6 separate regions of the Homo sapiens genome follow, and all the other regions are linked to region 4. Evidence: chromatin loops called from intact Hi-C (ENCODE). Cell type or tissue: heart right ventricle. All regions are shown on one strand. Region 1 holds the start of LOC105370619 (a long non-coding RNA gene). Region 2 overlaps NRDE2 (NRDE-2, necessary for RNA interference, domain containing). Region 3 overlaps TTC7B (tetratricopeptide repeat domain 7B). Region 4 holds the start of TTC7B-AS2 (TTC7B antisense RNA 2). Region 5 holds the start of LOC124903360 (a long non-coding RNA gene). Region 6 overlaps TTC7B (tetratricopeptide repeat domain 7B).

The links. Hi-C counts contacts between places; a loop is a spot of excess contacts. Peaks named below come from ENCODE experiments on the same cell type or tissue, not always from the same donor. Only the 100,000 strongest peaks of a DNase experiment are listed, where the experiment ranks them.
Region 1: a loop joins it to region 4, with 2.0 times the contacts of the local background. A loop is called at or near these places in 24 of 110 quality-filtered maps.
Region 2: a loop joins it to region 4, with 7 times the contacts of the local background. A loop is called at or near these places in 68 of 110 quality-filtered maps.
Region 3: a loop joins it to region 4, with 3.0 times the contacts of the local background. A loop is called at or near these places in 8 of 110 quality-filtered maps.
Region 5: it touches region 4 in a loop (9-fold over the local background); 26 of 110 quality-filtered maps call a loop at or near these places.
Region 6: it touches region 4 in a loop (2.4-fold over the local background); 17 of 110 quality-filtered maps call a loop at or near these places.

The regions. Positions count from the first base shown.
Region 1 is chr14:90,516,112-90,521,111 of GRCh38, forward strand. It overlaps LOC105370619 (a long non-coding RNA gene), which reads right to left and starts at 1,098. Exons shown (of 2, transcript NR_135274.1): 1 at 874-1,098. RefSeq lists enhancers at 1,811-2,545, 2,546-3,280. In heart right ventricle, a CTCF peak has its summit at 2,974 (motif pointing left); no DNase peak of the experiment used is centred here; H3K27ac peaks cover 1,306 bases.
Region 2 is chr14:90,299,302-90,304,301 of GRCh38, forward strand. NRDE2 (NRDE-2, necessary for RNA interference, domain containing) reads right to left here. Exons shown (of 14, transcript NM_017970.4): 5 at 4,634-5,000; 6 at 3,419-3,824; 7 at 1,938-2,071. Among named protein-coding and RNA genes, the nearest start is that of NRDE2, 30 kb to the right of the region's middle. RefSeq lists a silencer at 3,504-3,798. In heart right ventricle, a CTCF peak has its summit at 2,461 (motif pointing right); a DNase peak (open chromatin) is centred at 370; H3K27ac peaks cover 3,122 bases.
Region 3 is chr14:90,535,107-90,540,106 of GRCh38, forward strand. TTC7B (tetratricopeptide repeat domain 7B) reads right to left here. Exons shown (of 20, transcript NM_001010854.2): 20 at 1-5,000. Among named protein-coding and RNA genes, the nearest start is that of LINC00642, 82 kb to the left of the region's middle. RefSeq lists enhancers at 3,744-4,257, 4,258-4,770. In heart right ventricle, no CTCF peak of the experiment used is centred here; DNase peaks (open chromatin) are centred at 1,233 and 1,905; H3K27ac peaks cover 2,641 bases.
Region 4 is chr14:90,694,762-90,699,761 of GRCh38, forward strand. It overlaps TTC7B (tetratricopeptide repeat domain 7B), which reads right to left. Exons shown (of 20, transcript NM_001010854.2): 6 at 739-817. TTC7B-AS2 (TTC7B antisense RNA 2) reads left to right here and starts at 2,572. Exons shown (of 2, transcript NR_135190.1): 1 at 2,572-2,903; 2 at 2,992-4,613. In heart right ventricle, a CTCF peak has its summit at 3,023 (motif pointing left); DNase peaks (open chromatin) are centred at 3,010 and 3,930; H3K4me3 peaks cover 588 bases; H3K27ac peaks cover 4,290 bases.
Region 5 is chr14:90,756,380-90,761,379 of GRCh38, forward strand. The region is part of intron 3 of TTC7B (tetratricopeptide repeat domain 7B); the gene reads right to left. It overlaps LOC124903360 (a long non-coding RNA gene), which reads left to right and starts at 2,182. Exons shown (of 2, transcript XR_007064302.1): 1 at 2,182-2,521; 2 at 2,613-3,138. RefSeq lists a silencer at 1,949-2,288. In heart right ventricle, CTCF peaks have their summits at 2,228 (motif pointing left), 2,430 and 4,531 (motif pointing left); DNase peaks (open chromatin) are centred at 762, 2,172, 2,782, 3,492 and 1 weaker place; H3K4me3 peaks cover 1,726 bases; H3K27ac peaks cover 3,619 bases.
Region 6 is chr14:90,612,862-90,617,861 of GRCh38, forward strand. The region is part of intron 16 of TTC7B (tetratricopeptide repeat domain 7B); the gene reads right to left. Among named protein-coding and RNA genes, the nearest start is that of TTC7B-AS1, 27 kb to the right of the region's middle. RefSeq lists an enhancer at 2,176-2,697 and a silencer at 4,044-4,338. In heart right ventricle, no CTCF peak of the experiment used is centred here; a DNase peak (open chromatin) is centred at 2,900; H3K4me3 peaks cover 1,479 bases; H3K27ac peaks cover 4,449 bases.

The DNA of each region.
Region 1 (5,000 bases), 180 kb before region 4:
GGCAGAGTCAGTGTTGATGGGGTGGGAGGTGGGCTATGTGGCAGGAGGGCAGGGACTTTGAAGAGTCCAGGGCTTTGAGAGGGACAAGGGGGGCAGTTAGAAAAGCAAGTTGGCTGGGCGTGGTGGCTCACGCCTGTAATCCCAGCACTTTGGGAGGCTGAGGTGGGCAGATCACAAGGTCAGGAGTTCGAGACCAGCCTGGCCAATATAGTGAAACCCTATCTCTACCAAAAATACAAAAATTAGCTGGGTGTGGTGGCACATGCCTGTAATCCTAGCTACTCAGGAGGCTGAGGAAGGAGAATTGCTTGAACTCAGGAGGCGGAGGTTGCAGTGAGCCAAGATTGCGCCACTGCACTCCAGCCTGGGCGACAAAGGAAGACTCCGTCTCAAAGAAGAAAATTGAAAAGCAAGTTGAAGCAAAGTCACATCATTGGAAGGGCAGATGGAGGTTTTATCTGGAAGGTGCAGGGGAGTTCAAAAAAGTAAGATAAGATGTGGACTCTGATCTGGCCTCTGCCCTATTTTGGTTGTTCTCATTTGGGCCTCAGTGCTCTGGGCAGGAAAGTCTTGGAGCAGGGACACAGGCGGGAGCCTCCTGTCCATTTTCTGAGAGAGATAGGCCAGAGAAGGCAGCTGGATGCTTGAGTATGAAGAAAGCCCCCTGTTTAGGGCTTGTATCTCTCCAAGTCCAGCAGGGCCTCGGCCACCCTGAGAAGAGAGCCAGTCCCCATGTGTGTGCTGGGACTTGAAGAGCCTAAGAAAAGGGCTGGACCCTCCCAGGGCCAGCAGGCTCTCACTACCCCAGAGCCAAAGACCACAAGCCACTCTCCAGGGCCACGGGATGGCAGCCTGATGAGTCAGCGCAGTTACCTGATCAGGCAGCGTCGCGCCATGAGAGGTGATCTCATGCGCCAGTCTCCAGCCGCTCCTCGCTATTCCCCAGGCTCTGGGACGGTGGAGTTAGCTGACCAGGCAGAAGTTGGCTCCCTGGCAGCACGCTGGTGGTCCCAAGACGCCCTGTTAATATTTGGAGGCTGGATAGGTCCACGTGGTGGGGAGCTGTCCTGTGTATGGTGGGATTTTTAGCAGTGCCCCGGCTTCTACCCACTAGATGCCAGCAGTATCCCTTGGCAATTGTGACATTGCCAAATGGTCCCTGGGAGACACAATTACCCCCATTTGAGAACTTCAGCTCCATGGTGACCTGCATGGCCATCAGCCCCTCTCCAGGGCTGAACACTCCTCAGGGACAGGGTCTCCATGTCCCCAGCACCCCACACAGGCTCAGCATACGCAGGTGTGAACACCTGGGCTCTGGCCCTCCCTCACCAGAACCCCCTCCCTTCTTGCAAGGAGTGCAGCTGCAGCCAGAGAGGACACCCAGTCCCTGCCCCTGCCCCCAGCCCGCCCAGAGCGGAGATGAGCTGAAAACCCCACTGTGTCTCCCACCTCGCCCAACTCTGGGATCCAAGCGGCCAGGTTGCAAAGAACCAAATCCTTTGAGTGAAACAACCTTTAGTAACCTTTTCAGACAAACACGCCCTCCCCTCCCGCCACTTGCTGGAAGCCAAAGCTGCTGACACAGCCATGTGGGGACCTGTGGGGACTCCCTCTCCTTGAATCGCGGCACATGCACCCTTCACACCCAGCCACTCCCTGCCACCCGCTCTCTCAAAGGGAAGGGCCACCAGGATCTACTGCCACACTCTTTTTTTTTTCTTCGAGACAGGGCCTTGCTCTGTCACCCAGGCTGGAGTGCGGTGGTGTGATCACAGCCTTCCCAAGCCCCATTCTTAACACCCAAAAGCATTTATAAGAAGTTCAGTTCTCAGTGTTTAGGGAGACAGTGGGCGGGAGATCTGTCCAAAGGGTGCTGAGTCCTGCACTGCCCAAGTACGAGATTTGTTGGGGCTCCCCCAGCAAGTGTCCTGGGGCCATGCGCTGTCTGGAGGGGCTTCTGCTTCCATCTCTGACTCTGATCTGGAAGGGATTCCATCCCCTCCCTCTGCCAGTGCCTGGGACAGAGACAGCTTCTGCCGGAGATCTGCAGGGCCTAACATAAAGCAAGAAGCCGTGCTCGTTAGGCCGGCGGCCAGCACCGCAGAGCGCGCAGAAGGAAATAAACTTCCACTAGAAACTGCTGGCTGGGCAGGCAGGAAGGGTGCTCCAGGGAGCTTGGAGCTTTTGCAGGGTCAGGGACCCCAAACATCATGTGCACAGTGGCTAGTGCTCCAGCTCAGGAGAGCGTCCCCAGAATGCATGACCCGGACCAAGGCCCACAGGGCACACATGGCGTCAACAGGACCCTGGATAGAGGGCTTTCAGATAAAATCCAAACAGGGACGCATCTCCCAAAAAAGACCCGTGGTTGGTCCCGGACAGCCAAGCCCCGCCCTCAGCACTCAGCCAGGGCTGGTCCTCAAGCTGTGTTGACTGAAGGGCAGGCCGGATTAATGTCACTCCAGAAGGAACATGACAGCAAGCCCTTCTCAACAACCCATCTTCACAAATGCTCCATGAGGCAGTCATTCCCCGCACTAGGGACTCCCGGCTGGCTCCATGTGATGCCTGGGGAAGGTGAGCTACTGACTTCCTGTTGTCTTTCGTTAGAGGGGACTCCAGGCTACCCCATGACAGCGTCATCAGGCACTCGCAGGCAGATATGTTTTGGTGAGGGCTGGTGAAGGGTAGGACGGCCATGGGCATGCACCCATCCCATCCATGTGTCATGGCAGGAAGAAACAAAGGTTAAGAACCACAGCACTAGATGTCTGGGTTCGGGGACACGTGCCGTTGTGACCTGGATTCTGGTGCCTGGGGTGGGCACAACCAGGTACGTGCCTTGTTCCAGGAAGCTGTCTGCAGCAGGCCTGTTGCTGGCTGGGTTTGCACTGGAATTTGGGGTCCCCTCATCCCCCGCCAGGCGTTCACACCCCTGTGCCTTCTGTGTCTTCTGTCCCACACTGCCCCCTGGAGGAGGGATGAAGGATGGTGCTGAAGGGCACAAGCAGTAGACATTTTCATCCACCTTCACCTCCTCTTCCTGGCCAACAGAACGTTGATTTTGTTCAAGGCGGCAGAATGCCCAGCCCCAGGGACAAGTCTTGCTTCATTGCATAAGTCAGTGATGATGGCCCTGTACCCCTGTGCCAGGCCCTTTCTTTCCCAGCCTCCTTTGCAGCTAGGGGCCATTGACGCAATTTCAGGCAATGAAGTGTAAGGGAAAGTTTTTTGTGGGGGTGCTTCTGGGAGAGCTTTTGCTTCTTAACAAAAGGGAAGGGTGTGAAAGGAGAGTTCTCTTAGGTCCACCCTCACTTTCTTTCATGCTGGAGTGCAGACGTGGTGGCCGGTGCTGCAGCAGCCATCCTGCAACTATGTGGCACCAAGTTAACACAGAGGATGGTGGGCAGAGAGAGGGAAAGAACCTGGGTCCTTGATGACCTCACCAAGCAGCCAAGCCACCCGGAAACTGCCTATGCCCAGGGTCCTTGTGAAGTAACAATGGCTGTATTTGTGGTTTTGTTGAATTCTGTTACTTGCAGCCAAACACATCGGGGCAGCACTGAGGTGTGAGGTGCTGTGTGAGCATGGGTAAAGCACTTGGCACAATGCCCAGCCTATGGTAAATGCGCATCAATGGAGGCTATTATTACAATCACGTGCATCTATGAGTGTGCACGAGTTGCTAACTCGTGTGGGCACATATGGGTGAATATGGATGTGTGATGTGCAGGTGACCTCTGGTTCAAAATGTGATTCAAGTCCTGTCCTGTTACTTGGCCCAGGCACTGGGGCCACTCCCTCGACCTTGCTGAGATGCAGTTTCCTTAACTAAACGGGGAGGACAATGACTTACATGGGTCCAAGCTGGCAGCTGGCATTGCTAACCTCGCAATCACCCAGAGGTAGGACAAGAGTATTGGCTCCACCTGGCAGATGGGGAAACTGAGGCTTAGAGAGCGTAAGTGAAACGCCCACATTTAGAGCCAAGAAGTGGTGATGCTGAGACTTGAACCATGTGGCCTCACACAGAACCTGTGTGTGCAGGGCTGTATGTGAGTGTGTATATGTGCAGGAGTGTGTGTGCAGGAATGTGTGTGCGAGGGTGTGTGTGGAGTGCATGTGAACATGTGTTCAGGGGTCTGTGTGCAGGGAGTGTGCACATGAGAAGTCACTTAGGTCAGTGTGTATGAAACCCAAGCCATTCTGGACAAACCCTGATGACTCTGTCTAGAGGGAGGGTCTCTCCTTATTCCTCAGAGGAGCAGTTGGGCCTCCCTCACCCAAATCTTTACTGGCTCTCCCAGACTCCTGGGCTCCAGCAGGACTGTCTCTGTTGCAGTGGCTCTCTCTGGCTCTCCAGGGCCCTGGCGCTCCACAGTGGCTGACTCCTGATCCCTTTTCCAAAACAACATCCGCAGCAGCTCCCAAGGGGTGAGCCACCTCCCTCCTGTTTACCACTTGCGTGGCCCCCCGCCCTGCGGGGCTAGCTCCAGGCTGCCATCAGCAGCTGTGTTTTCCAGGCCCTGGCCCTTTCCCCTCCTGGCACCTTGGAGGCCCAGCTACAGGGCAGCTACTCTCAGGAGGGTTATCTTTTCCCTTGACACCAGGACCCACCAAGTCAAGGGGTACTTCCCAGGCTTCCCCAGTTGGGTCCAGCCTGGCAGGTGGGGAGGGGATGGTGCTGAGTGAGAGAGAAGGAAGGTGAAGGGAGTCAGAATCTCCTAGAGACAGTCCCAGGCTCCTTGCCCCACCCTCACCTCCTTCCTTGTCTGAGCAGATCTTTCAGGCTTCTCTGAAGACAGGGGTCCACTGGGACCTCAAGCTTGGGCCCAGAGGTTGTCCAGTCCCAGCTAACACACTGGGAGCCTCCTGTTCTCACTTCACCCTAACGGGCTCCTTTCTCCACCCTGTGCTCCTTGTCCTTACCTCCTCTTCTGCATCTGTGGTGAGAGACAGAGAGGTTCCACACCCCTTCCCCATTTGGAGCCTGAGGC
Region 2 (5,000 bases), 400 kb before region 4:
CCTCCCAAAGTGCTGGGATTACAAGCCTAAACCACCGCGCCCAGCCTAAAGGTCTGCATTTTAAAGCCTGGCCCCATTAGCACCTCCCTCATTCATTCGAGCATTAGGTGTGTGGTAAGCAGCTCACTGGCAATAAATCTTTCCCTATGGAACAGAATGTGAACACAGCAATGAACAGAAACGTGATCATGTTATCAACTGGAAACAGGACTGTGAAAGTGAGCCAATAACCTACTCAGTGAAAGCTTTTGTAAGAAACCTTTTGAAGAGGACAAGCAGGCTTCCAGTGGGCACAGCATGGGCCATGAGCCACAGGATTATCTAGCCTGAGCCCTGGGCAATGCCACACACGCCTGGAGGAGTATTGCCTCCAGGAGAGTCACGTCAGGGCAGGGCAAACGTCCTGACACGTCAGTCATCCTCAGAAAGGGGAACCAGGACGACTACGCTCCCTCTTTAGAGGTCTGGCTCTTGTAAGAGTGAAGAAAGAAAGTTTACTTAAGAAAAAAAATTTTTTTTAAATAGTGTGATAAATGAGTATAATCTATTTGTTTATTCCACAGAAACGCAGACCAGTAATATCAGACCTGCCTGTGTTAAATCACGCTACTGTGTTCACGGTAACAACGTCTCTCAGTTATAAAAGCAATATGGAATATTAGTAAATAAGAAACTTTATTCCAAAGTTGTCATGTAAATGCTTTGGAATCACATGTGCTATTCGTGTTTAAAACCTCAAGCACGAGGATCGGGGTCTCCCAACACTTTAGAGCAGTGGTCTTCGATGGGTCACATTTGTAGGCAGAACCCTCCACCCATCACTCTGTTCTTATCACAGAGGGTCTTAGGAAAGGGGCAGGGGGAGGGGGTGAGAGAAATTCTGATCCTGACCCACAAGGTTCCTTAGAGTCAGCTGAGAATCACTTCTGTAGTACAGCCTATTCTTAAAATCTCACAGCATGTCTTAAAATTACTCTGTTATATGGTTTATTAATGATTGATTATAGCAATTTAACTGGTATAATTCTTTAATCCAATTTTTTCTAGAGGTAGCATCATGATAAAAATGGTCTTTACTGGCAATTCATGAAACTCCCACATGACGGAGGCCTTGGCCTCTCAAGAAACACTTTTGAATGTTCACCATAAACTCATATATTCTATTTATCTTCCACTAGACATCTTTACAGAGTAGAAAACTGAGTTTTATTTAGTGGAAAAAGGGAAAAGATACATTTTCTTATATACATAGCTCTATAAAAATTCTTTATTTCTTCACTTATCTTCATTTATCTCAAACATTGGCAATGCTCGCTTGTCATCTAAAGGATTAACCCTTCCCCAATAAGGATCACTGTTGACAAGGTATCTCTGTGTAATTTCATTTGCAACTCTAGCGAAGATTGTGGGTACTTAGAAGGTTAACTGAGGAAGTGATGCAAGACCCAAACTAGAATGTGTAAGGGTGGAAGAGAGTAATACAAGGTTTAAAATGGCATGACAACTGTTTCCCTGACTAGGGGAGCCAATCAGCATTTAAACAAAGGCAGAAAGGGGATGGGGGGGAGGAGGGGAGGGGAGGAGGAAGGGGAGGGGAAGGGGGCAGGGAAAGGAAAAGGAAAGGAGGAACACAGGCAGGCAGGCAGGCAGGCAGGGTGGGAGGGTGAGTCCTCAGAGAGCCTTTATGTTGTGAAGGAGGGGGAAGCTTCTTTACCTATCCACATCTCACCATTTTCATTACAAAACTTTCCTCAGATCACTGGACTATTTCTGAGAATTCCTCCTCAGCAGACTGATATAAAGGAGGATATGATATTTTAAAAACACTACCACACCACCTCTCATTATCCACACCACCTCTCATTATCCACACCTTCCCCCTCTCCCTCCAGAGAAAGAGCCAGGAAGAGAGAGATGAGGCGAGCAGAGCTGGGTACCTGTCCTTTGGTAGGCAGATCTTTCACGCTGTCGGGTTTGAAGAAGGTGAAGTCCACCATGGCCTGGAACAATGAGATGGCCTTCTCAGAGTGGCCAGCCTGCCGCAGAAAGTGGCACTGCTGAAGAAAGAGTGCTGCGAACAGGAGGGCAAAGGGGAAGAAGCCTGGTTGATACCGTTAAAGGGAAAGAACCTAACTTCTCAAAACAGGCAATTAACACATTGAGAACACCTTTCACCTGCAATCACTATTAATTTACAAAGCTGTGATACATGTCTTGATTTAAAGCGTCTCACACAGTATTATAATCCAAGTATGTTTGTTCTAATTTTTGTATGAAAGCATCACAGAACACAAATATTAACAACAAAAACTATATATAGTACATAAAAATAAGTCAAGAGGTTGGTCTGAATGCTATCAAATAATCACAGCTCATTATCACAAGAAAAATTATAGAAAAAGGATGGCGTAGCAGATTTTTATCAGAAAGCAAAGAGCTGTATTCAGTTGATCACTAGATGGCATTACTCACCAGCAACTTTCATCCTATGTTCAGAGTCGGCTGTAAACAAATCAAGGTTCCATGTCTGAACATTCCAGTTCATCTTACTTTTGGTACAATTCCAGCTACTAAATAACACTAAGCTATTTGTGTAGATCACATACAGTGACAAATTCAAGACTCTGTGTCAGTGTGATAAATGCTTATATTTTGAGAGCAATGTATTTCTATCTTTAGATGCCAACAGTAATTAATACTCAATAACAGGGGTTGTGATCAAATAAATGCCTGCTCTGTGCCGGACACTGAGCTAGACTCGCCATGGATTATCTCGTTTACTGTGCAACACAGTCCTGTAAAGCAGGTTTATAGTATTGTTGCTGATGGAGAAACTGGGGCTCAAAGAGGACCTGCCCAAGGACACAAGAGAGCCAGTGAAGGGCAAACCCTTCAGGATTCAAGGTCAAAAGTGATACTCTCTGGCTCTGCATAACATGCAGCCTCCAACATCTCATTACTGTCAAAATTAATGTTCCAGGTTCCTTCAGGACACACCAAAAATGTTAACAGCATAATAATACCCAAAACTTCTATTTATGCAGTGGTTCCCAGTCAGGGCATCTCACGGACATTACTGCCTGGGACCCTACAATTGGGTGAGACAGGTACATGCATCTCGACAGATAAGGCCACCGACTGCCAAAGCAGTTAAGAGACTTGCCTATGTTTACTTGGCTAATCAGCAGAACCTTGTCCAGTGATATCTTAACTCTACTGGCCCTATTGCCCCCACCTGCCCTGGGAGCTGGGGGCAAATTTGTTATCAAAAAGAGTCGTAATACTTTTTTAAAAAAATCAGTTCTATCAAACAATTTAGACTTTTTCTAGAATAAATCAAAAATAGATCTTCATTTTCAAGTAAAGCCAAAAGAAAGTCTAACTCCTCCCACGTAACTGGATCTGGTTATCTCCTTACCAAACATGGCCTCTTCCGTGCCAGGCAACGCAGGGTGAGATAAGATGCTGCCGTCCTTAACAGCAGACAAAGTGCTCAAGCATTTTCCATAAAGACTGTGAATTTTTGATATCGAAAAGGTACTAAACTGGCTCTGGCAAAATAAAAGGTATTTCTGCCAAAGGGCTGTATTATTGGGATGCAAAAATATCAGTTTCTGCCACTCTTTGACCAGAGTGGAGGGCTCCCAGAACTCTGTGCAGAGCTTCAGCTTGGCCAGTTTCAGATCCACACTGCTCTGGTTGCTCTCAATGGCCCGCTCCAGAATGGCCAGCTTCTTCTCCAGAATGAGCTTCAGGGACCTCTTTCGCTTTTCCTGCTCTCCTTCCTCGATGGCATACAGGCCAGGACTTTTCATGACCTCGTCCTCAACAACAAAAACACCAATTTACAAATGCAAATGGACCTGGGAGATCCTGAGTTTCAACAATGCTTACTGATTTTCTTACCACCCCCTAGGGACTTTCTTAAACCACCAGTTTGCCACTATTTCTTTTAAAGAAAACCTGGATCCTAAAGTGCTTGTGTCACCTGATATGTTTGATCTTGTATTTATCACTTAATTATCCACTCTCTGCCATTTTAAGCTTTGATTTCTGCATCAATGACTAGCATACAATGCCTTGAAAGTCTTTTCTGAAGAGCAGACCTTACCAATAAAAGGGCCAAATGTGGCACAAAATATGGTAATTGTATGAGTGGTTCAAAATTAGGGATTCAGACAAACCTACAAGTTTTCGAAAGAGAATGCATGGCTCTAACTGGGTAATACACTGAACAGCCCTCTCTCTTTCACAATTCCGTGAGCTCTGCCTGTTCTGTTTGTACTTCAGGAATGCCTCTCCCTACCTGGTGAACATCTCTTCTTTCAAGATTGTGTTGAACTTCACCTTCTCCTTGGTAGCTCTTTCTCCTCCCTCAACACAAGCCATTCCCTCACTCCACTCCCAAGTTATACATTACAGCATTTACTACCCCAGGGTGCACTTATTCTTCGCATGTCCATTTTCCTCATTGGACTTTGAGCGAGCTCAGGGCAAAGGCTCTATTCTAATAATCTTTGTATGCCCAGTGTCAAATTTCCTCATTTGCTCAAAAATTGCTGCACAGTCCATCAGTTTGCCCAAAATCAGGAATGTCCTTCTAAGGTAAGAGAATTGGGATGGCAACACATACCTGAAAAGCAACAAATGCCATCCACAGCTGCGTATCCCGAGGATTCTCCCGCACCCTCCTGTTAAACTCCTCCACCTTGGCCTTGAGAGCCGCACTCTCGCTGTCTGGCTGTGCGTCTGGCTGCTTTGATTCCTGCTCTGGAGGACCCTGTCCTTGTAGCCAATGTGTGGTTGACTGATCATAAATCCCCAGAGGATTCAACCAGGTTGTAACAGGAGCCGCATCTTCCAAGTCCTTCACTGGTATAAAGGAGATGGGCTCAGATGAGGGAGGTTCAGTTTTACTGCTAATGGCAACTCCATCGATGTTCATTAATCCCACACTCTTCTTAGTAAAATAGCGTTCAACCTGCTTGCGTGAATGCTTC
Region 3 (5,000 bases), 160 kb before region 4:
CGCAGCCCTGAGGGTGAGCAGAGCCCTGGCCACAGCCCAGGGCCCAGGACCTGGAAGGAGGCAGAGAGACAGACAGACGAGCCCATGGATCCCAAATGGGGCTGGGGATGGGAAGTGGCCTGCCCCGGCCACACCTGCCCAGGCCCCCAGCCTGGCTCTGTCCTGAGATCCTCTTGGCTGAGTGGGGCGGCTCCTTCAAAGAAGGGCCTCCTCCCTCCTCTGCCTCCTCCTTCCCTTCCTGGTCCATTCGCCACCCCACCCTGCCCGAAGTTGGCTCCCTGCTCACTGAGGAGTGGGTGCCCCGTCCCCAGGGCTCCCTGGCTTGGGGGTACCCAGGCCTCTGCCTCCCTGCTGCTGCTGCTCTGGGGAACCACCAGGCCCCCAGCCAAGGCAGCCCCCCTCAGCTTCCCTCTCTCCTTCCTCACGCCTGCCCTGCTGGAAACACAAGGTGCTCAGCGAGGCCGCCTTCAACACTCAACACGGCCCCTTCCCCACCGGACTCCTAACCTGTGTTCTCAGCTCCCCTCTGCAGCTACGCTCTTGAAAGAGACTTCACCTTTTCCTCCCCCTTGAGCCCACTCCAACCTGGCTTGACCCCACCTTAGTCAGCTTGGGCTGCCGTAAGAAAACCGCCACAGACAGGTGGCTTCAACAATGAACTTAATTTCTCACAGTCCTGGAGGTTCAAAGAACAAAGCAAAGGTTCCAGCCCATCTGGGTTCCTGTGAGGCTCCCTCCTGGCTTGCGGGTGGCCGCCTTCTCCGTGTGTCCTGGCGTGGCTGAGCGTGAGCTCACTTGCACTTTAGAGTTTCTTCTGGTGAGGACGCCAATCCTACTGGGCCAGGGCCCCTCCTGATGACCTCACTTCACCTGAATTACTTCCTTAAGGGGCCTATCTCCAAATATAGTCACACAGGGGCGGGGGCTCCACCCTATGAATCTGGGGGAGCAAAACTGCATCCCCAGCATGGCTCTGGTCAAGGTCACTGCCAACCTGCACACCACCAGGCCCACGGTCAGCTCTCAGGCCACCCTGACGGGGTCTCCAGGCATTGAGAGAGCCCACCCACCTCCTCCAGGAAGCTCACCCTGCCTGCTCTCCGCCTCCCTTGCAGCTGCTCCTGCGCCTTCTTTCCTGATCTCTTCATTTCCCAGCCTGTAAACCCCGCCAGCCCCGGAGCTCAGCCCTGACCTCTTCCTCTTTGTCTATGCTTGTCCCGAAGTGGCCCCGTCAGGCCCATGGCTCCCAGCCCCGCATCCCTGACACCTCCCACACTCTCGCCTCATCTTGGGCTCTCGCCTGGGCTCCTGCCCAGCCAGCTGCCTCCCCCTCAGAGGCTCCACAGGCATTTTGTATTCAACCTGCCTGAAAGCAGACTCCTGCCTTCTCCTCTCCTCCCCAACCTATTCTTCCTGTTTCCTGGCCATCATCGCCATCCTTCCAGTAGCTCAGGACAAGACCCTCACCCTCATCCCTGGCGTCTCCCCTCCCTCACACCCAGCTCCATGTGTGAGCAACCCTCTTGGCTCTGTCTTCAGAATCTTCACAGTCCAGTGCCTCTCGCCACTTCCTCCACGCCCCTTGGTCTAAGCACCATGGTCGCTGTGTGACAGCAGGAGCCTGACAGCCTCCCAGCTCCCACGCTGCGGCCTGCAGAATAACGTGCTCCCCCTGCCCCTCAAAGACGTCCACATCCCGAGCCCTGGAACCTGTGACTATGTTGCCTTCCATGACAGATGGAGCGATGCAGATGTGATTGAACGAAGGCTCTCGAGGTGGGGCAATGGCCCTGGACTATCCAGGGGGCCCAGAGCAACCAGCAGAGTCCTTAGAGGGAGGCAGGAGGTCAAAGGCAGAAAGGTGACGCAGTGACGGAGCAGAGGAAGGAAAGGTGACGTGAGGTGGCCACGAGCCAAGGCCGCAGGAAGCCTCTAGCCGCTGGAGAAGACGGGGACACCCGTCCTCCTCCAGAGCCTGGGGAAGGAGCACAGCCCCACTGAAAGCTTGATTTGACTTCTGACCTCCAAAACAAAGAGAATAAATTTGTGTTAAGACGCTAAGTTTGCGGTCATTTAAAATTTTTAATTTATTTTATTTGTAGAGATAGGGTCTTGCTCTCTCATGCAGGCTGGACTGCGGTGGCGTGATCACTCACTGCAGCCTCAACCACCTGGGCTCAAGCAATCAGCCCATCTCAGCCTCCCAAGCAGCTGGGACTACAGGTGCACGCCACCAAACCTGGCTATTTTTTTTTTTTTGTAGAGATGGGGGGGGGGTCTCACCATGTTGCCCAGGCTGGTCTTGAACTCCTGGCCTCAGCTGATTCTCCTGCCTCAGCCTCCCTAAGTGCTGGGATTACAGGCAGGAGCCACCATGCCCAGCCAGTTTATGGTAATTTGCTGCAACCACAGGCAATTAATATACACTGTTAGCATGGTCCACGAGGCCGCACCTGTGTGGCCCCTGTTAAACTTCTGACCTCTTCTCATCCTTCACCACCTGACCATCCCCCTCCCCTCTGGGCCTTTGCACCTGCTGTTCCTGCTTCCTGAGATGTCCTCCTCCCAGGTTACCTGTCTTTCTTCAGCCAGATGTCACCTTCTTAGCGAGGCTTCCCTAGTCACCTTCTAAACAGCAGCCCTGCCACTCCCTACACCCCTTCCCTGGCTTCATCTTTCTCCATGCGTCACCCCACCTGCCATACTCCTCATCTGTCTGTTTCCTTCTACCAGAAGGTAGGTCCTAAGTGGATGCAGCATCTGTGTCACACATTGCTGTGCCCTCAGTGCCTGGAATAAGCATCTGGCATGTTGTGAGCATTCCATAGATATTTGTTGGATGAATGAATGAGTGAATGAATGAATGAAATTTCACAGATGGGGAGACTAAGACCAGGGAACAGGAACGCCTTGCCTAAGTTAGGGTCAGCACTAGTCCTGGAATCAAACGCGGCATCTCCTGCATCTCACTGTCCAAAAAATGCCTCCACTGGGCAGACCTGGGCACTTTTGAAATGTTTATCCCTCAGGCCTGTCTCAATCTTAGTTCTGCCAGGTAATTCCACAATGACCCCAGGCAGGTGTCCTGCCGTCTTAGTGTCTAGCGTCTGCGTCCTCATCTATTAATGGATGGACGGATGGATGGATGGATGGATGGATGGATGGATGGATGGATGGACGGACGGACGGACGGGTGGACGGATGAATGGATGGATGGATGGATGGACGGATGGATGAATGTCCTTAGTTGGGAAAGGCTCAGCAGGTCAGAAGACTAGGAAGAAGGCCAGAGCCATGAGAGGGCTTGGGGAAGGAGAGGCAGCCAGGCACACAGGGGGCTGGGACACAGAGTCTGGTTCCAGGCAAGGGCTTGAGAAGCCATCAGGGGTTTATAGAGAGAACCGACTCAATCCTCCCTTCTAAGAGGACTGTGCAGACATTGGACTGTGTGGGGCTGGGGCCAAGGTACTGGGGATGAAGTTGAATGGGAGAGATTTGAGATGCGATTTGGGTAGAAAAGACAAGATTTACTGGAAAACAGAATATGAGGTGGGTGAGTGGGATTAAGGTGGGGGACTGAGGAGTCTGGAAGAGTGCCCAAGGGGGGAGTACCAAGGACGGCAGGACTTTCCTGCATTTCTTAGGTACCTTTTAGGTAGAAGTGATGGAAACCCCTGTGCTTGCACTAAGCAAGATGGGAAACTGTATGGATTCCTATGATGGAAAAATCTCGGGCCGCAGTGCTCCAGCGGTGACCCGGGGCCCGGCTCTCTTTCCACCTCCTCATTCTCTTTTTCTGTGTTGGCATCATTCTCAGGCAGGCCACCCCATATAATGTCAAATGGCACCCACAGCCCCCCACTGGCATCCTATTAGGACATCAAACCCAGCAGAAAGAGGCTTTTTTTCTAATGTTTTCATAACAAAAGTCCCAGGGGTGCTTCTCATTGGCCAAGCATGGGTCACATGCCCAAACCCAAACCAGTCACTGATACTGGGGAGCTGGAGGGCTCTGGTTGTTAAGGCTGGGCCCATGTGTCCATCCTTGAGCCATGTGGGTGGAGAGTGGGGGTGGTTCCCTGAGGGAGATGAAGACAATGGAGAGGTGCCGGGCAGACACACAGGAGCCAGCCCCCGCGCCCTGCAGGGCTGATACGCACAGGAGTCTCTGAGGTGAGGGCCTGGCAGAGAAGGTCTGGTACAGCGCCTGCACCATCTGCCTTGGTGGCCCAGCCTCCTCCCTTCCTGGTCCTGATCCAGTGGGCCTTGCCCCACGCTCCCGCATGGGATGGCAGAGCCCAGCCCTGTGCCTCCAATCAGGGCAAGCTGCCACCACACTGAGTACCTGCCCCAGGTCCTACATTGCAAATTCCATGACTTATGACCACTCAAAGCCACAAGTGCTGCCTGGCAGGGTCAGTGCTGAGGCTGGGGCTCCTACCTACTGTCTCTCCCTCCTTGGCTGCCCCCTAGCCCGCCTGCCTCAGTGAGCCAGAGAGGTCGTGCCCAGTTTGAATGCAGTCCTCTAGGCTTCAGGGCACCTAAGTTCAGAGCTCAGCCCTCCATATTTCCCTGTGTCCTGGAAAGGTGGGGCCACCCTACAGCTGTCCCTGAGAGACTGCAGATACCTGCTCAGTTTCTCTCTGGTTCCGGATCTTGCTGTCTACTCTGTGGGATTCGGACTTTGGCTCAAACACCTCTACACCTTCTTCTCATGGTGGCAAGAGGGCTGCTGCAGTTCCAGCCTCACTTCTCAGCTTGAAAGGCAGCAGGAAAGAGCGACAGCCTTCTCTGTGGCTCCCGCTCTGACTGGACCGCTTTAGGTCACATGCTCACTCCTGACCCTCTGTGGCCCATGAGTGCAGGAGGCTGCTTGGGCAGGACTGAATTGCATGCTCCAATTCCAAAGCCCCATCGGGGGAGAGCTAAGGCGAATTCCCAAACCAAAACCAGGGCTGTTGCTGCAAAAAGGAGGCCTGGGTGCTGAGGACGCAGGAAAC
Region 4 (5,000 bases):
ATATACATATAAAATATGTATATTTTATATACATTTTATTATAAAACATGTATATTTTATATACATATATATGTCACACATACAATATATGTGACATATATGTACATAAATATATGTCACATATATTTATAACACATATATGTCACATATATTTATTATAAATATATGTATAATATGTCACATATATTTATTATAAATATATGTATAATATATGTCACATATATTTATAACACATATGCCACATATATTTATTATAAATATATGTATATTTTTTATTTTATTATAAAATATATTTTATTTTATTATAAAATATATTTTATTTTATTATAAAATATATTTTATTTTATTATAAAATAGGTATATTTTATATACATTTTATTTTATATAAAATAAATAAATATACATATAAAATATGTATATTTTATATACATTTTAGTATAAAACATGTATATTTTATATACATTTTATTATAAAACATGTATATTTTATATACATATATATGTCACACATACAATATATGTGACATATATGTACATAAATATATGTCACATATATTTATAACACATATATGTCACATATATTTATTATAAATATATGTATAATGCATATATGTCACATATATTTATAACACATATATGTCACATATATTTATAATACATAAATGTAAAAAAATATGAATGTAAATACCTATGAGACAAGTGCCCTGCTGGCCTCAATCAAGTCACTGTTCACACTTACCATTCGCAGGTTTTGAGTCGTTCTTGTTTCAACTGCTCTGAGAAGCTCTCTAAATCTTCCGACTCCTCTTGTCAAGTTCCTGTGTGGACACAGAATTTGACGGTTTTCATCTGGCATGTATTAATATTAAATATTTTATATGCACGTTTCAATGCATTTTGTCTGCATAAAAGCTGTTGGCTAGATTTTAAGCAAACGATTACTCTGCACATGCCTAGCCATCTTTGGTTAAATGAAACATTTGACCTAAGATTGATGGCCTTTTGTGTTTTCTAACCCCTAGCACATTTTCTCTAAAAAATAAAAATTTGAAAATCAGTTGAAGCCAACAAATTAAAAAGCAAGATACCTTAGAAGAGTCTGTGTTCAAACTCTCAATGGCTCTATAGAGTGGGACTGAAATCTATATTTTCATTTAAAAGGTGGGAGACAACACTGGGCAACAGGGCACAGGAATATGAGCAAGCACCGTGTGCAACATGGGTAAGGATAAAATATGAAGATGGAAGGCACAAAAAAACAGGAACTCCACCAAGCAACCACTCTGCATCTTTGAGAACATAAACTTATCAAACCCAGTAAATTCATCAAACCAACCCTCCTCCAAACCCCACACTGACGAAAAAGAAGCAAAGGGTCAGAGGCCCCTTCTGAGAGCGAGCATGTGACAACTGGAACCCGAGCTCCCTGAGTGTGAGCAGAGCACACCTCATCTCGCTGCCACTCACACCCCACAGGGACACATTTGGTGACATGTTTCATTAAGAGACAAATAATTATTTTGTAACATCCTGGTCAATATTTTCAAGCCCCACTTGTCCTCTCTGAAAGCTGCATCCAGCCTGCTGAGCTGGGAACGCTCCCCAGCTGGTCCCTTTACATTAAGCACGGCCACCACCTATGACATAACTCGGCGATATTTATAACCTGCTCATTAGAACATATCTCATCTTTCCAAAAAGCCACAGTGTGGGTCAGCCAGTGCAAACGTGTCAGCCAGCCTCTGCAGGCCGTGGCAGATGCTCTAGGTATTTGGCTCTCTTCTTGGACGACATTTTGAATCATGCAAAGATATTAAATCAAACTGAATGTGGGTTCTGTAAGTTACAAGCACTCATGAGGGCTATTAATTCGCATCTTATACCTACATGACATCCCAGGGCTCTCATGCACAAGAATGGCCCCAGAACTTTAAGATAATGATTTATTGGCATAGGTACATAAATACTCCCATAGTCCTCTCACCCACACATATCAGATGATATCAGATCAGAAGCTTGATGGTGGCATAAAAAGAGAAGCTGTGCTCAGGATGCCAAGCAGCACTAAAGGAAACCTAACAGAGACGTGAATAAAGATTAGGTAACAGGCCCTGGGACATGCAATCTACTCTGCTTTCTCCTTCATTTGTTTTTATGGGATCCATGTTCACAGGCAACAAAGTACATTTGCTTTGGACTGAAGCTCAGTTCTCTTAAGTAACACGGCGGGAAGGAAATAGCTACAGCTAAACAAAGGATGGGAATGGATATGGTAGTCTAACTTTGTTCCAGAATCACGGATTAAACTCCTACTGGGTACAGAAGGGATGGTACTTTGAATTGTATGAAATAAGCTGTGACTGAGGCAACATAAGTGGAGACCCTGGTTGAAGGGGCTGATTTACCAGGTAGAAATCAGGCCTGGAATAAGCAGGATCAAACCTAAATATTGTAACCCAGGGAAGCCTACAAATAGGAACTGGTCATTCAGAATGTTTCCAGTGTCCTAGGAAACAGAGTAAGCTACTTAGACAGTTACAGAAGCACAGAATTTTCCAGCTATAAATGATCCAACAGAATCTGGTCCGTTATGACACAGAAGTGAAGGGCCTGCTCAAGCTCACAGGCCCAGTGAGAGAGTGAGCTGGGAGCTTTCTACCGTACTCTGTTACCTTCCTGGGTACACATAAGCTCTAAAACAGAAGTGTAACTCTAGAGGAAGGAACAAAATATGAATCCAAGAGTTCAGGTCTATGTTTTGCATCATTAATATGCAAATTACTTCATATATTTATAACATAAATTCTGTGTGTCCCAGTGATGACAGCTAATAAGATACTCATTACTGGTCCAAAACTGGAAAGAAAATCCGTTGGCCCAGGTGAAGAAGTCCAGTGAATGCGGGTAATGCCCTGGGCTGCCGAAAGAGATCAATGACGGGTAGAGAAATTCAATTCCCCCGTTAAGGTGCAAGACGGTTTCTCCCATGCAGGACCGAGGCCCTCTGGTGGAGGAACGGAGGAAGTCTCCGCCCCGAAGGAGGCCAGGCAGGATGAGGCAACACCAGCCACTGGGTGCGTATTCCCAATTAAGCCTTTGAAGCAAATACAAGTTTTTCTCAAACTGTTTCCAGTTTATTCCTGGAGAGAGTTTAAGATTCAGAAGCAAATTCTTCCTCAATCTGGGAAGCATCTGCTTGTAAACAAAGAAGCCACAGTAACCACAGAGCTGAGAAGGCCTGAAGCTACAACCCATTGCAATGAATGCGGCACCCAGAAGGGTGCCCGCCCCACCACAGATCAATCGGACAGCAAGAAGAGGTGAAACAGGCACATCTTAAAGTGCCCAAATGTAAAAGCATGATTCCCAGGAAATCCTGTCTTCCAAACATGTTTAAATCACATAATCATAATTTTATTCAACTAATCGCTTCCACTGTTGCCATGAGAGCAGAAAAGGAAAAATGTTCAAGTACACGGATAATCAGAACAAAAAAAAGAGGAAGTTAACTTGCAAGAATTCTATTCCAAATGCTATGAGATAACCCAATTTGAGAGAGGCAAACAAAACCCACACGATTGCTTTCATATCTTCAAACTGTTAGTTAATTCTTAAAATGTTGAGATCAATTAAACATCTAAGAAGGAACTGTTGCTTAAAACTCCACTCAAAATGAAGATAAGAGAGCCAAGGAATCTCCCAATCTCCCTGTTTTGAGGGTTTCCACAAATCCCTGACATTAGGTCATTTATTCCATTTCAACACCCTTGCCTGAGAGAGTGCAATGATGTCAGAATTCATTATGGTAAACTATTCTCAAAACAAATGTTCCTGCCAGCATTCACTCAGCGGGCACTCTGGCAAGCTGTCAGAACTTGGGGTTCATCTCCTGCACTTTACTTCACAAGCTTCCTGAGCTGGGTGCATTTCCTTCCACTTGGAATCGTTCCCAACAGCTCGGCTGGGACCAAGGAGGAAAGGGCCTGCAGGTCCCCGGAGCACCAGCTGCTCGTTCCGCCTGACAGGCAAAGCTCTGCTTCCGCTCACCAACATCACTGTCCTCAGCCCATTATGGAGAGCTCAGGCCAGAGTCCCACAGCCTTGCTCTCATTCAAATCCTTGTTTTTCCACTGGCAGGAAAGCCTACCACTTTTCATGGGGACATAGTCTACTCTTCCCTTGACCTACTTCCATCTTTTCTTCTCTCCTATCTTTTCTATCTGGTTTTATCCTCCTCCTGCTGAACCTCCTTCCAGGGCTTGTCTGCTGATTCGCCAGCATTCAACCCTCCCTCTCGACCCTCTGTCCTGGCGATAGGTTCCAGTTCCCCCTTGGGCCCCATGGCAGCACCTTTCCAGGCTCTGAAATGTACATTCTAACGTACAAGCTTACCGCACCTGGTTTCGTCCTGTTCTATGACTCTGAACCACATTCTCGGCTCTTTAATATTGCCATCTGTCCCTCTGTGATCAAACCAAGGAGGAAATGTAAATGGGAAGAAGGCCAGAGCTCCAAAATCAAAATGGAAAACCAAGGCTAGAGAAATTTGGGGACATGAGAATCATTTCAGCTTGTAATGAGTGGCTACTTCAATAATAAGCTCAATACATTTTTGTTGTGTTGTTATTTCTCCTTTTATTTCTTGGGAGTAGGGTGGGAAAAGACAATTCTTCCCTTTAACTTGTCCTTCCAAATTATCTTCAGACCTCAAAATCTGACCTAGGCACCAATACACTTAAATTCAATATCACCTGTCATTGTCGTGGAAACTCAAAGTAGTAGTGTGAATAAAAGACTGGGTCAATTTCCTGGGTAATGAGGAAAAGGAGGCCTGCTAGAGTCTATTCAATATTTTTTTCTCTTATGTGGCTGAGAATCTTATAACTAAAGATCAAACACAATAAGTCAACCCAGTAGATCTCAAAGAGCAAAGAAACCGTCTGCCTTTCTCCATGTTTTCTTCTCACCAACCAGCACTCCTGAAATGCTGAAGCACTAGGT
Region 5 (5,000 bases), 62 kb after region 4:
TTTTGTTTTTTTTTTTTGTTTTTTTGTTTTTTTGAGACAGTTTCAGTCTTGTCACCTAGGCTGGAGTGCAATGGCGCGATCTCGGCTCACTGCAACTTCCGCCTTCTGGGTTCAAGCGATTCTCCTGCCTCAGCCTCCCGAGTAGCTGGGACTACAGGCGTGCGCCACCACACCCAGCTAATTTTTTGTATTTTTAGTAGAAACGGGGTTTCACCATGTTAGCCAGGCTGGTCTCAAACTCCTGACCTCAGGTGATCTGCCTGCCTCGGCCTCCCAAAGTGCTGGGATTACAGGTGTGAGCCACCGCGCCTGGCCGAGAAATGTTTTCAAAACAATGTTAAAAATGCAGTGACTGAGACAGACATGGTGTCACAGAAGAATTAAGAACAAGCACCTCAGCCAACCTGAACTAAAGCTCCAGCCCTCTGAGCTTCCTCTGGACTCTCTAAGTCCCTGCTTGCTTCCAAAAAGAGAACCAATGAGGAGCCGACTAACACAAGCAACATTAAATATGAATATGGGTCAGTGGCAATAAAAGGGTTCTTACTCTTCTTACACTCTCTAAATATAAACAGGAAGCTTTGACCAGCAACCTGAGATGAGCGGCCACATGCAATACACCCATCTAGCCGCCCACCATGAGCAGAATCCAGAATGGGAAGAGGCAGAAGAGATCATGGAGTCAGAGACAAACAGTTAGCAGAAGGCTTAACGTGGTGGATCTCCACCAGGCATGGCCCCACAGCGCCCCCTCACAACCCCTACTACCACATCTCTGGGTTTCCTACATAGGCAAAAGAAAGCACCCCGGAAAGCTCCCCTGAACCACCCCGTTCCCTCCACTCATGGACTTTTCTATAAAACTACTTGTTTCACTGCACCCGAAGTGATCTCAATGTTTCCAAAAATGAAAAGCAGTCCTGGCGCGGTGGCTCACATCTGTATTCCCAGCACTTTGGGAGGACAAGGTAGGAGTATCATTTGAGCCCAGGAGTTTGGGGCTGCAGGGAGCTATGATCGCACTACTGCACTCCAGCCTGGGTGACAGGGCAGGACCCTGTCTCTAAAAAAAGAAAGAAAGAAAAGAAAAGCAGATTCTCAAGGAAAAAAGATCGAGCTCTATCTTCTCTCCTGTCCTCTCTTTGCAAATGAGGAGATTCAAGCTCAGAGATGATTTGCCCAAGGTCACATGGGCAAATCCTGATCCAATGAGCTTACTACCACAGCAGGTCCACAGCAGTTGCCACACAGCTCCCAACAGACTGGAGACTTTTTCTGCCGGGGAAAAGGCAATGTCAGTGGTCACTTGTCTGTCCTACGGCTCTAGGATGACACCTAGAAGATCATGGTCATTAGCAAATATCCAATTCATAAAGACTGGGATTAGATCTCACTTGAAGACATGAATCTCTCAAGGAACACTCCAGGAAAATCCTCTTTGGGCTTTTATAGTCCTTATGACCAGGAATTTTCGGTCCACGAAAAATATGACGTACTTCAATTCCTGCTAAAGCAGGAAACGCACCTTTACATCCTTTCTCTTTGTAAATACCCACGCATTGAATGTTTAACGTATTAAATGCTGTCAGCTTCTACGAGAGTCTCTATAAATATGGTCTCAGAAAACAATAAAGGGGCACATCGGTGAAGGCTCAGCTGCTGCCTGCGAACAGCCAGGGCCTGTGAGTGTGAACGCCTCCCAGAGAGCTCGGCTTGGTGAGTCCCTAAGAAGGCTCACTAATGCGAGGTTAATCAAGAGAGTTGGCAAGTTTGCCTTTCTTCTCCATCCCTGAACTCGAGTTGAATCGCGGAATCAACCCAAGTACAGGGGCTTCAAATGGTCAGCCGGCCTTGGGGCACCACTGTCCCGGTGGCCGCGGCAGGAACCAGTCCTGCAGTCCTGCGGCGGCACCTGCGCGAGATGCAGGGCACTGGCTCCAGGACGGCGGGGCGGGGCGGGGCGGGGCGCGGCGGGGCGAGAGCGCAAGGAGGGGCGGGGCGAGACGGGGCAAGAGAGTGGGGCGGGGCGGGGTCGGGGACAGCAGTGAGCGGGGCGGGGCGAAACGCGAGGGGAGGGGAGATGGGCGGGGCGGGGCAGGGGGGGCACGGTCCCAAGGCCGACCCGGCCGAGGACGCCCGGAGCAGCTCCGCGCATGCGCAACTGTGGCGCGCGACTGCGCTAGAACGCGGCTCCCGCGACCCCTGGCGGCGGCTGCCGAGGGGCTGCGGGACGACCTTGGGCGGCAGCTAGCAGCGAGTCCTAGCTGATGTGGCCCTGAGTCAGCTTTTAGAGGTCCCAAGACTCGTTCACAGGCCGCTAAACGCAAACTAAGGCACCTCCCAGCACACCAGGATCGACGTGTCCTCCTTCAGTCCGGACTCGGCGGAATCTGCACCTGGGAGCCCCTCCCCAAATGACCTGCTAGCCGCAGTCCAGGAAGCAGGCACCCCTCACTCCCCTTCTCAAATGGGGGCTCTATTCCTGTCTCTAGCTCTGGAGTTGTTGTGAGGATAAAGGGAGGTAAGGGACAAGTGCTTAGAACAGTGTCTAGAAGGAATTATTTTAATGCTGTAGTCATTATTAATAATGTATTATATTTTTACAATTCCAGAACCTGGCACACAGTAGGCACTCAACAAACCGTTCCTCTGTCTGTCTTGAGAGACTGCGGTGGGCCCTGCAGGGCAGCTGCCTGCCTCTGCCTGGTTCGAGGAAGGCCCAGCCAGGCCGGCCCCAGCTTCCTTCCTGCTCTTCTGTCCCACTCCGACCCACTCCGGAGAGCCACGCTCTGAGCCGCACATGACTCTCTCCTTCTCCACAGAACAATCTGTGTTCTGCTCCCGCCCCCGAGAGAGTTCTGAGCTTTCCAAATATGGATGCTTTTTGCATTCCCAAAGCATCACGAACATTTGGGAGAAGAAAATGAACACCAGACATGGTTTGGAAACGATGGAAGCCAAGGGATGGGTGGTGACGGAACAAGCACCGTACTAGGAGTTTTAAAATATAAAACACGAGTCTGGCCTAGGTGATGTCTTACAACCTTACTAGCTTTGTAGCAGTCTAGGCCCCAAAGAGATCCTAGAAGTAAGCACCCAAACCCTAAGAATAAAAACTACAGCGGCCACCACCACACATTGCAGAGGCGAAAACTGCATTAAGGAGGCCCAGAGAGTCACCTGCTGTCAGAGGAAATGAGCAGTGGGAGGCAGTCCCTTGAGAGCCAAACAGCTTGAAAGTTGACAAATTGAGATGAACCAGCTCGTCGGTGAGTGTAGGCAGAAGAGGCATTAGACACAAGAGTATTTGTTTTTATATCAGGCCCAAACCAAAACCTATTCTGAAATGGAGTGGATCTCAGAATATACTGAGAAGTTTGCCCTTTTGCTTAGGCACCTTGTGTGTTATTCAGCTAGAGTTTATCTTCAATAGTGTGCCCCTGGATGCCAGGGCAAAATGTTAAAGAATGGCCCCGTCACAGGCACCCCTGTGCAGCAGGCACTGTTGTCCCTGGCGCACATGCAGGGAGATAAAGCAGGCAGCTTAGATATGACACAGCCTCAACACCCAACCCAGAATAAGCACTCACATATTTGCTGATTTAATGAATTAATTAATTATACAGTCTAGTTTGAGAGAGGCAAATGGCAGATGTGAAATAATTAAAATCTGAATGCCAAATTAGATGGTACTAGCTATAAATAGAGGTGGAATCAGAGGATGGAGAGATTGGTGTGGACAAACGGGGCTGGAGAGGTCTGTATGCAACAACGGGTGTCACCAAGGGCGGACTCAGCACAGGGAAGAGATGACTCCCAGATGGATGGAGAAGATAAACAGAGGTGGGGGGTTGGCCTGGCAGGGGTGAGGGCAGGTGGGCAAGGAGGCAGGCAGCCTGGAGCAGAGGATGGGTGGGACACAGCAGGACATGCAGCCAGCCTGCCAAGACTAGGACATATCCTCCACAGTCTGCAGAGGTGCATGCCATACCTAGACCTGCCAGGGTTAGCAGGAGGACTTGAACTCGAGATTCAAGCAATAAGGGAGAGGATGACTCTTTTTTCGAGATAATTAGCTCCTGATTATCTCAACATGATACATTTAAACCTCACACTGGCTTGTCCTGACACTCAGGCCACTATTTACACTCTTCACCACATTTTAACATCACCTTAACTGAGAATGTAAATCCGGCACAAATGTCCAAATGCTCATGTATTTCAGGCATTGTAAACCCCAGGGGAAAGCTCTGTGTCATCGGCATCCCTCCACCCCTTCACTAGCCCAGAGCCCTGGGGGGCATTGTGCTTATAGGTGGAGCTGTCTTGTTACTTGCTGGGGCCTTGCAGGGCCCAGCCTCTAGCCATGCCCTCCAAATGAGCTTCAGCCACTCCTGGGTTTTAACCAAGTCCTGCACCTATACGCAGACCTATTCCTGAATCCTGACCAACAAGCCAATAGCCTGGAAACCTATATGCTGAGCACTAGCCAAGAATTCCAATGTTTCCCCAGGATAGCACCCTCTTGTGGACAAAGAGATTCCACCATGTTCAACCAATCCAGTATCTTCCCTCTACCCTCCAAGGAAAATGGGCTCCTTCTCCTGAAATCGCCTTTGCAAAAATTGTAACAGTGAGAAAATTATGACAGTGAAAGAAATCTGATCTAACCAACCCCTATCTTGCCATTAACCCCCAAACTATGGTATTCCTGGGCTTAGGTCAAGCTAACTTTAGGAGATATTTAGTTTATAGTTTAAATGATAATAACACTTCCCCAAAACTCAACTGCCAATGAAGGACCACCAGGTTAGGAGGATGAGAGAAGCCTGAATTCTGCTAAGGCATAAGTGATTACCAGCCATTGTTCCAAAGGTCACAAGATTTGCAACTTCCCGAATTACTCCTGCAGATAACATCACTACTGTAGAACCTAAGATTGGCCTTTTGAGGTATCTCTTCAGGTTTTCACATTTCTGACAACCATCACCCCCACCAGA
Region 6 (5,000 bases), 82 kb before region 4:
TGTAGGAGGTATGGGGAAGCTGAGTTAAAATGTTAGAAACCCCAAACAAACCATCATCTGAATTTTGAACCTCACCCCCTGACAATGGCACAGGATCCACGTTCCCTCCACCAGCTGGGAAACAGCGTTCAGTTACATCCTTAGTGTGTCTGCCTTACTTCCTTTGGAAAACAGTGTGTACGCAACAATCAACTATTCAACATAGAGATGCTTTTGTTTCCACATTCAATGTTTTCTCTCTAAAAATATTAGGGCTGGGCACAATGGTTCATGCCTGTCATCTCAGCACTTTGGGAGGCTGAGGCAGGAGGATAGCTTGAGCTCAGGAGTTCAAGATCAGCCTGGGCAACATAGCAAGACTTCATCTTTATTAAAATAAAAAAATTAGCCAGGCTTGGCGGCATGCACCTGTGACCCCAGCTATCTGAGAGGCTGAGGCAAGAGGATGGCTTGAGCCTGGGAGACAGACTGTAGTGAGCTATGATCATGCCATGGCACTCCAGCCTGGGCGACAGAGCAAGACTGTCTCAAAAAAAAAAAATTAAAAATAATTAGGTATTTGTGACCGATTGAGAATTTTACTGGATGCTTGAAGCAATTTTTAGTTCTTCATTTACATGGTATAGAGTCTTTACCAATCAAGATTTACATTTGACTCCTAGAATACAGGACAAGGGGCAAGGAGAGGCCTTGAGCAACCCTGAGTCTCCCTAACTTGCTCACTCTGGACAGTCTCTCAGGCAAGCTGGAAAGTCACCTTCCTCTCTCCCTCTGGGACACATCTGCTCAGGCACTTCTGTGAACCACCCATTTCCTCCTCATAGCCCAGTCACCTCACCTCTTCTCTGCCGGGCCCTTAGGCTGCCAGGAGCACTTCCCAAGGAGGGAGGCAGGAAGGGAGAGAAAACCATTCCTGGTGAGTGTTGTAGTAGAGCGAAAGGAAACTGGAAGGACCCCAGATCCATGGTATGTAAGCGGGAGATGCCCACATGCGTAGATGCGCACATGCAGGGACTTCTATTCCCTATTATCACTGAATTGTCATGAGAGTTAAAGTTATACCGGCTATTAGAAGCCTCTCTTGGAAATCCTCTATCTTCCACAGAGGTTAAACACGAGAGGCTTGGTGGTGGTGGGGCGGGCTTGGAGTCAGAACCCTGGAGCTCTTGTCTCAGCTGAGCCTCTTCCCAGCTCCTGGAATAGTGCCTGGCACACAGTAAATATTGCACCTAAAAGAAGGGCCTCGGCTAGGAAACCAGAACAGGGGCAGATGAGAGAGGAACTTCTGTTTTTCTCCAGGTCTCTTAGGCCTGGATGATAAGAGTCAAGGTAAGCTCCCAATATCCCGGAGCCTCAGTTGTCTCATCAGTAAAATGGGTATGAGATCACACGACCTTGGCCCATTTTATGGAGCTGCTTCAAAGATAGAATGAGGACATGCTTTATAAAAAGAAAAGCTCCACCCAAATGCTGGTGACTGTAAGGATGAAATGGGATCTCTGACTCCTAACTGAGGTTAGAGCAAAGAAATGTGAATGTGAGTATGTGTGTGTTTAAATGCTGTTTGTTGGCAAGTAACTGAAACAGGACTTTGAATCACCTGGAGATGTCACCTCATGGGTACATGATGGAGATGGGTCTAGTAGCAGTGACAAGAGGGGGAAAGAATTGGTTAACAATAAAAAATGAAAAGAAACTGGTTGTCAGCTCAAGAGAGGCAGCATGCCAGTGTGGAGAGAGCATTGATGTTAGGCCTGGGGCTGAATCACTGTTCTGCTACATATTCAATTGGAAAAACTTGGGCAAGTTATTTAGCCACTTTTAGCTTCAATTTTATTTTCTGTAAAATGGAAGTAACGGTAGCTATCTTGCAAGGCTAATGTAGGGATTGAAGATAACACATCAGTGGCCTAGTACAGTGCTGGCATGGAGAAGTTTCAATAAACGTGGTTATTACCATCCCTGGCTGAAATGCTGTGAGATTCAGTTCAGGGAGCCTGCTGGGACCTTCTGGTGAGATTCTGGTCAGAATTCACACTGTCTTGAGTGGCTGGGTCAATATGCACAAGGACTGAGGGAGCCTTACACTTCACCCAGTGACAGAAGACAAAGCATGAGACAGATTTCTATCCTAAATGCAAGCAAAACTGCAGACCGAGAGAAATAGAATCCAGGCTTCTGAAATGACAAACACCTCGCCAAATGTAAGAGAATGCCACCCACCATTTTGCTCACAGCAAGAGACGCATCTCCAACTGCAGGTGGAACACTATTTGCAAGTTTTCCAATGCTCAGTTTAGTGACTAGCTCAGTGTAATTTTTTTCCCCCTTTAAGCAAAAATCGAGAAGAGGGAACGGGTTGCTGAGAATATGAAGCTAGGGTCTATTCTCAATTTGGCCACTCACTCCCTGCTACTGCCCACGTCTTCCTCATCTTACTGCCCTGGAGGCCTGTGCAGAGCCTGGGGTGGATCTGGAAGGGGGTGGGAAGACTGGGAAACTGGCAGATAGAGCAGGGGGCCCATTACAACCCAGCATGCTCAGAAGCAAGGAAGCCGGGAAGTCAGCACAGACCAGCTCCGGGGAGAAGCCAAATGCTGTCTGCCAAAATGCTTTCTGCTCAGTTTTCATTTTATTTTAAAGAAGCCATGATTCTTAGGCGCTTGTTCATGTAGTTCCACCTTCCTCTAAAACACTGTATGCCCTGATCCCAGCCTCTAGGCTGCTGGAGCCACTGCGGCCCCACTCGGGAGTGTTGCAAGGTGTGCTGTCCCCTGAAAGACACAGCCCTTCCTTCAGGCTTTATGCTGTTGCCAGGGTCACCTCTTACCGAGCAGGCTGGCGGGGATGACTACATTTACATAATGATAAGGGCTACAGGAGAAACATTTATTTCTATCCCAGAGAAAATCAAGTTAAAAAACCAGACAGGATGCTCCTTAATAAGGGCTGCTCAATTCACCACTCCTCCCTCCAGGCTTTGCGGGGAGCCGGAGGGGGAATTCTGAGTGACCACTGGGGCCTCTACCGCCCACCCCATCCGCCAGTCCCCACCAGACACTGCCTGGAGCCAGGGTCCTCCCCACTCTGGCCCTGAAGGAACCTTCAGGAAATGGAGGAAGTATGGACACAGCCCAGGCATTTGGTTAAGTATTTTTAAAAAGCTTTCCAATTCTGCTATTTTTTTCTCCTCACATTCAATATTCTTGGTTGCTAAGTGGGAGGGAATGTGGGGAGGTGGGAGAGGTGTGGGGAACTGAGGGGAAATTGGCAACACGAAGCTGATGGGTTTATTTTTTCATTTCTAAAGGGGGTACAGGCAAAGGAAAGCGCTCCGGCGCCGAGGCAACCTGCCTGGGCAGCATCTCCTGCTAGCTGGTTCGGAGGCAGACTCCCCCAAATCCTGAAGATTTCATAGGCCAGGAGTGGGGGCTTTCAGGGGAGATAAATATGGACAGTTTCTATTTTTGCTTCCAGACTTAGAAATGTAGAATTTTAAAAAAATTAAAATGATCTTTATTTTGAGAACATATCCACAAAAGGGAAGAGGCCAGTCTCATGATTACCTTTCACCAAGCGAAGGGCGGGTGCGCCCAGCAGCACAGCGCCGCGCCGCTGTTCCTGTGCTTGGGAAGGGGACTTCCAGCTGGGGGGGAGGTGGGGGCTGGGGCTGCCTGGCGGTGGGCAGGGCAGGGGCTGGACAGCTCATGGCTTTCCAGGCAGAGCTCTCTTCCTTCCAGGTGCACTGCCCGCAGGGCCTGGGGTCACGGGTCTGTCTATCAGTTTCCAGGGGGTCCATCCCCTTAACAGGGCCCTGACTTTGAACATTTTTTTTTAACTGCAGAAACATTTGTAAAACAATCTCACAGGGAACCCCATCTCTGTTCTGCTGCCTCCGTAGCCCTCCCTCCCTGCTGGTCTCTGCAGACCACGGCCACCAGCCCACTGCCCGCCTCACCCTTCGTACTCATTTATATTTTAGGTGACATATTTTTAGGCCCCTGACTCTTAAAAGCATGATATCAGCTGACCAGACACCTTACTAGGAAAGTAAAAAATACTCTGAGTATTGGAGCAGTTGTGTGAATTCACTTGAATCATTACATCCCTTCTCATTAAATGACTTCCTTCACTTAGTAATCTAAACATATGCAAGGGAAAACTGTGCAAGACTTGGAAATGGGCAAATAGGTGGGTGTCTGTCCGTGGAATGCTGGGGGTTGACCAGCAGACCTTCCCCGGGTTATCTGACTCTAAAGGGCAGGCACCGTTGACTCACTTCCCATTGACGGAGCTACTTTACAGCTCTGTAGGGGTAGAAATTAACCCGCGGAAAACTGATAATAAAGCAAGTGAATTTTGTTTGGGGGAGAGACAACTGATGTCACCCTGCAGTAAAGAACCCCAAACGATATCTTTCATCATCTTATAGGATGTTGTTTTTGTATCTACTTGCAAATCATTTCAGCATTCCTGCCTATGAGTATCTGTTCTTCAAACTCTTCTGTGAATAGGTCTTAACATTTTCCTGGTTCCTGCATTAGTTAATAAGGTAAATAAAATCTTTGACATGTGTTTGATAGTCGTATGCATCATGATTTTAACTTTTTCACAGTGATATTTTATGCCAATAGCCACTTCTCTTCTTAGTAGCATGCGGCCTGATGTCTGTGCAGGTCTTTTAAATATTGCTGCAGGAACCCCATCTGGACCACATAAATGACTGGTCTATACATAAATTACCAGAAAGATAAGACTGGTCAAAGGAGTTAGGTAAACGGGTGTTAGAGAGAAACTGGATAGAGATCCATTGTGAACTGAGTCCAGTGGGTCACTATGGCAGTGAAAGCAAAAGAAACCCAGGATCTGGAGGCTTCATCAGCCACTGGGAAAACAGCCCCTTAAACATGGAGTGTGAAGCTCCACTGCTATCATCTGCCACTTGTGGGGGCCTGGAGGTGCACAGGGGTGACAGAGTTAATGCCTGCTAAATGCCAATC